Regions from separate parts of the Homo sapiens genome. Here region 1 is linked to region 2. A link is a contact called in ENCODE Hi-C or POLR2A ChIA-PET data. All regions are on one chromosome and are shown on one strand. Each heading gives the region's core, a stretch centred on a gene start or an enhancer-like site at or near the end of the contact. The rest is flanking DNA. Distances are from core to core; before and after follow the strand shown.

Region 1 (2,700 bases), core at 164-2,663, 46 kb after region 2:
CTATTTACAACAGTGCTTACAAGTAGTGTCTAATGTAGATATAAATTGGGTATGATATGTTCAGAACATGTGACAGGGAATCATGTCAGGCAAAATTTACTAAAAGTTTATTGGTTAGTACAGTTGTTCTTTTGAGAACAAGAACATGACAGTTTAGAGGCAAGCTGAAATTTATTTATTTATTTATTTATTTATTTATTTATTTATTTATTTGAGACAAGTCTCGCTCTGTCTTCCAGGCTGCAGTGCAGTGGCGCGATCTTGGCCCACTGCAACCTCCGCCTCCTGGGTTCAAGTAATTCTGCCTCAGCCTTCCGGGTAGCTGGGATTACAGGCATGTCCACCACGCCCAGCTAATTTTTGTATTTCTAGTAGAGACAGGGTTTTACCATGTTGGCCAAGCTGGTCTCAAACTCCTGACCTCAAGTGATCTGCCTGCTTCGGCCTCCCAAAGTGTTGGATTACAGGTGTGACTCACTGTGCCTGGCCGGCAACCTGAGATTTAGAAAAGGAATAACTATTTCTAAGGAATTCTGAAGCACGTGTCACCAGCAGTTAGCTCTAACAAGAGATTTTTATTGATTATATGTCCAGTGTAGGAGTTCATTGGATTCTTTTAGAGAAAAAGTCTAAAAAAGAAGTACTATTGCAGGGGAGAAAAGATAATAAAAGGTTTTCAAATGGATGCCCTCGAGTAGCTGTAAAATAGCCTACATATTGTGGCAAGAGATGTGGACCTTTGGGTTTTATTTGTGATAAGTTCATAAGCTTACATCTTCTGTAAAATGTCACTTTCATACTTGGTCTATAGAATTCTCTAAAATCGACAGTAAAGAATATGCTATGGTACAGAATGTTGTCTTTGATACCAACCTTTAGATAATTTACTTAAAACTTCCTAGTATGTTTTTTAAAAAATCATTTTGGGTCCCTGTTCCTAAGCTTTTTACATTCTTTGGTGTTTGCAAGCCAGAAGGACCTCTTGGAGCTGTCAAGCTCCATTCTTCTTGCTGTACATAGAAGTAGTTTTCTTTATATTTGTCCTGAATTCACTTAGGTTTCAAGACATACCTCTCATTCTAGAATTCTAAGCACTTGGACTACAGTTCTTTAGTCATCATTAGCATTTATTATCTTAACTTTGTATTAGAAGAATCATTGTTTTAGTCTACCTGTAGCCTATTTCCACTGATTTTCTTTAGTTGTGTTATTTAAATGCAATGATTATGACCTTATAAATTATTCTAAGAGGAGATGCAGAGTGGCCTTGCAGTTCAGTACTGACCATTCTGCATGAAATCCAGCACTTACAACAATGCCAGACATAGAGTATATGTGCAATAAACGTTTGAGTTAATGAATCCCTTTAGGGCAGATTGTGGTTGTAATATTTTCAGTATTAAGTGACCAAGCATTCAGTTCTGGTAGTTTAGCTAAACATTCAGGTTTCATTTGAAGCTAATAAACAGACCACTGTGCAATCCAGGAAGACCGGTTTGTTCACTTTCCCATCCAGTAGTAATTAACTTTTGTAGTTGTGTTTATATAGAGTAAAGGTCAAAGGAAAAGGTGTATTTGAAGCAGTTACAGCAATTGGTTTGCAATAGTGAAAGATTTTCAGTATGCTAATTAAAAAGGGACAATTCAAATGGGATATTATAAAATGTAAACTGTTCTTTTTGTAAACAGCTTTATTGAGGTATAATTGGCATCCAGTAAACTGCACATTTAAAGTGTACAATTTAATCAGTTCTGACACGTACACCCATGAAACTTTCACCCCAATAAGGATGATGAACATATCCATCACCCCCCAAAATTTCTTTGTATGGCTTTGTAATCCTTCCTGCATGCTCCTTTGCCCCTGTTTCCAGGCAACCACTGATCTGCTTTCTGTCTCTGTAGATTAGTTTGCTTGTTCGAGGGTTTTGTATAAGTGGAATCATGTTGTATGTACTCTTCTTTGTTTGACTTCTTTCAGTCAGCCTAATTATTTTGAGATTTGTCCATGTTGTTGAGTACATCAATAGTTCATTTCTTCTTAGACATAGTTGGTTGTGTAGATATGCCACAATTTGTATATCTGTTCACTGTTTTTGTTGTTGTTGTTGATGTGTTTACTGTTGATGGCCATTTGGGTATTTCCAGTTTTGGGCTATTACAAATAAAATCAATCTGAACATTTATATGCAAGTCTTCGTATGGACTCTGTTATCTCTTGAGTAAATACCTAGGAGTAGGATGGATGGGTGTCTGTTTAACTTTTTTTTCAGAACTGCCAAACTGTTTCCAAGTTGTCATTTCCTTTTATATTCCCAACTGCAGTACATGAGAATTCCAGTTGCTCTGTGTCTGGAATTTGGTATGGTCAGTCTTTTCACATTATTCATTCTAATAGATGTGTAGAAGTAGCTCATCGTGGTTTTAATTTGCATTTTCCTAATGACTAATGGAGTTGAGCATATTTTCATGTACTTATTTGCCAATAGTTGGTAAAGTATCAAATCTTTTATATGTTTATTGGGTTGTTTGTTTTCTTATTATTACTGAGTTTTGAGAGTTCTTTGTATACTCTGGATATAGATTATCAGATTTATGATTTGCAATATTTTATCTCAGCCTATGACTTATCTTTTCACCCTCTTAACATTCTTTCAAAGAGCAGTTCTTAATTTTGATAAAGTTCAATTTATCAATTTT
Region 2 (2,700 bases), core at 167-2,666:
TCTGAGGCTCTGAGCCTGAAGCTTGGATTCTCTTTGCTAAAAAGAGTTAGGTCAAGGTCATGAAAGACTGAGGAACTGTTCCAGATTAAATGTGAGTGAAGAAAAATGACAAATAAATGCAATATGATTGCGGATTGGATCCTGGATCAGAAAAAACTAAAATGACTGAAATGACTTCATTGAGACAATTGGCAGACTTTGAATATGGATTGTATATTGGGTAATGGCATGGTACCAATATTAAATTTGCTGAATTTGGTAACTACAGTGCGGTTATGGAAGAGAATGTCCTGTTCTTAGGAGATACATGGAGTATTTAGGATTTTTTCTTGAGACGGAGTGTCACTCTTGTTGCCAGGCTGGAGTGCAATGGCACGATCTCGGCTCACTGCAAGCTCTACCTCCCCAGTTCAAGTGATTCTCCTGCCTCAGCCTCCCGAGTAGGTGGTACTACAGGCATGTATCACCAGGCCTGGCTAATTTTTGTGTTTTTAGTAGAGACGGGGTTTCACCATATTGGCCAGGCTGGTCTCAAACTCCTGACCTCAGGTGATCCATCCGCCTCGGCCTTCCAAAGTGCTGGGATTACAGGCGTGAGCCACCACGCCTGGCCAGGAATTAAAGATCATGATATTGGCAACTGATTCTCAAGTGCTTTTTAAAAAAGTGTGTGTACATGTTGTATGCATATGTATATACACATAGACTTATAGATATGCATATACCCAGAAAGACAGACAGACAGACACACACACACACACACACAGAAATGTGGCAAAAATGTAAACAGAGGTAGAATCTAGATAAAGTGTATATAAGAGATTATTTTACAGTTCTTGCAACTTTTTCTGTAGTCTTGAATTTTTGTAAAATAGAAATTAAAAGCAAGCAAGCAAACAAATAAAAACGCTCCTAAATTTACCTCTAACATGACCAAAGTCTCAATTTTTTTCCTCTTTTTTGATACAAGGTCTCACTCTGTCACCTGGGCTGGAGTGCAGTGGTGTGATCATAGCTCACCACAGCCTTGACCTCCCAGGCTTCAGCAATTCTCCCATCTCCCTTGATGCATGCCTGTAATCCTACTACTCCACAGGCTGAGGCAGGAGGATCTCCTGAGCCCAGGAGTTTGAGTCCAGCTTAAACAGCATAGCAAGAACTCCATCTCTAAAAATTAAATTTAAAAGGATTGAAAGCAAACAGAAAGCAGAATGACTTTCTCACTGTGATTCAGTGTTTTCAGGCAAGGGTCAGTCCAGCCAGAGGCTGCTGCTAGCTCAGCAGTCAGGTCCTCCTCTTCAGTCCAATAAAATAACTAGTTTTCAGACTCGGTTTTCTCAGCTACAAAATGGAGATAACACAGCGTACTCCAGGTGCAGAATGGGGGCGGGTCTCCCTGCTCTTGGAGGTCTCGATAATACTGTCTTGACTCGCCACCTCCACCCACATTCCAGACCCAGGGAAATTCCAATGCCCTTGCAAAGATGTCATCGAATTCCTGGCACCTTACACTCTCACTGTCACCTAGGGCTCTACTTCCTCCTGTCTCGGCCGACTTATTGTTCTCCCTCTGATTCTTATGGCGATTTATTTGTCTTTACCATCACAGGAATTCAATCCTGTGCTGTGATTTCCAACACACACACAAAGACAAAGACACACACAAACACACCTGGACACACACAAACTCACAAACAGAGGCACACAGAGACAAAGACACACTGAAGCAGACAGACACAACAGTACACACAGACTCAGAGACAGAAACATTCACAGAGACAGACACAGACACACAAAGACACACACAGACACAGTCATACAGACACGTACCCATAGACATACAGACACACACGGACACACTCATATAGACACACACCATAGACGTACAGACACATACACACATAGACATTCACAGACACACAGACACATGCATACATACCTATAGGCATACAAACACACAGACACACTCATACAAATACACACAGAGAGACATACAGATGCACTCATACACACCCATGGACATACCAACACAGAAGCACTCATACAAATACACACATACACACATACAGACACAATCAAAGACATAGATACACTCATACAAATATACACCCATGGACTTAAAGACACACACAGACAGTACACTCATACAAATACACACACACACACGCATATGCACTCATACAGAACACACATTCACACACATAGATATACAAACACACTCGTATAGACACACATTCACAGACACACACACAAATACACTCATACAGAACACACATTCACAGACACACCAGGTCTGCCTATGTGGCAGACTTCACAAGGTTCAGGGGCTCTGGAAGGAGTGTTCAACGCACACTTATGAGTATTGGGTATCTTTCTTCAGAATCCCCCAAACATCCTTCCTTTCCAATCTTCTTTTATCTTGCCTCCCAAATATTCTTCTCCACCTTTTTTCTGATCAGAACAATTCATTTCTTTTCAACTCTCTGATTTTGAGCTCTCCCTGGACTTCCCTTTACATGCCTTCCCTCTCGTGAATGTGCTCTGCTGAGACCCAGACCTTCCAATCTGGTCTCTTCCTCTCACATCAAGTTTTGCAAGGGGAAAAGACCAGCAGAGAGACTGATTTCCCCATCCATGTGAAGCGCGCCACCCACCCTTACACAAGCTTAAAATGCAAAGTGGTCATACTTTGTTTTGTTA

Evidence for each region. A loop is a pair of places that touch in the nucleus more often than their neighbours do. ChIA-PET counts read pairs that join two places held with the same protein, here RNA polymerase II (POLR2A). Pooled maps may share reads with other maps.
Region 1: a loop to region 2 is called in a map of Calu3, with 7 times the contacts of the local background. The contact joins two enhancer-like sites. A Hi-C loop is called at or near these places in 1 of 168 maps with a recorded cell type or tissue (Calu3), 1 of 37 single-sample maps with no recorded cell type and 2 of 50 pooled maps. POLR2A ChIA-PET finds 5 or more read pairs at or near these places in 6 of 52 experiments (A549, BJ, GM12878 and 3 more).

Annotation. Positions count from the first base shown.
Region 1 is chr16:14,095,883-14,098,582 of GRCh38, forward strand. All of the region lies in intron 2 of MRTFB (myocardin related transcription factor B), which reads left to right. Among named protein-coding and RNA genes, the nearest start is that of MRTFB, 26 kb to the left of the region's middle. Within about 2 kb of position 1,414, at least 9 of the 41 ENCODE cell types and tissues checked have a DNase peak (open chromatin) inside an H3K27ac peak, as active enhancers do.
Region 2 is chr16:14,049,420-14,052,119 of GRCh38, forward strand. It overlaps a transcript of MRTFB not described here. Among named protein-coding and RNA genes, the nearest start is that of MRTFB, 21 kb to the right of the region's middle. RefSeq lists an enhancer at 1,247-1,859. Within about 2 kb of position 1,417, at least 3 of the 41 ENCODE cell types and tissues checked have a DNase peak (open chromatin) inside an H3K27ac peak, as active enhancers do.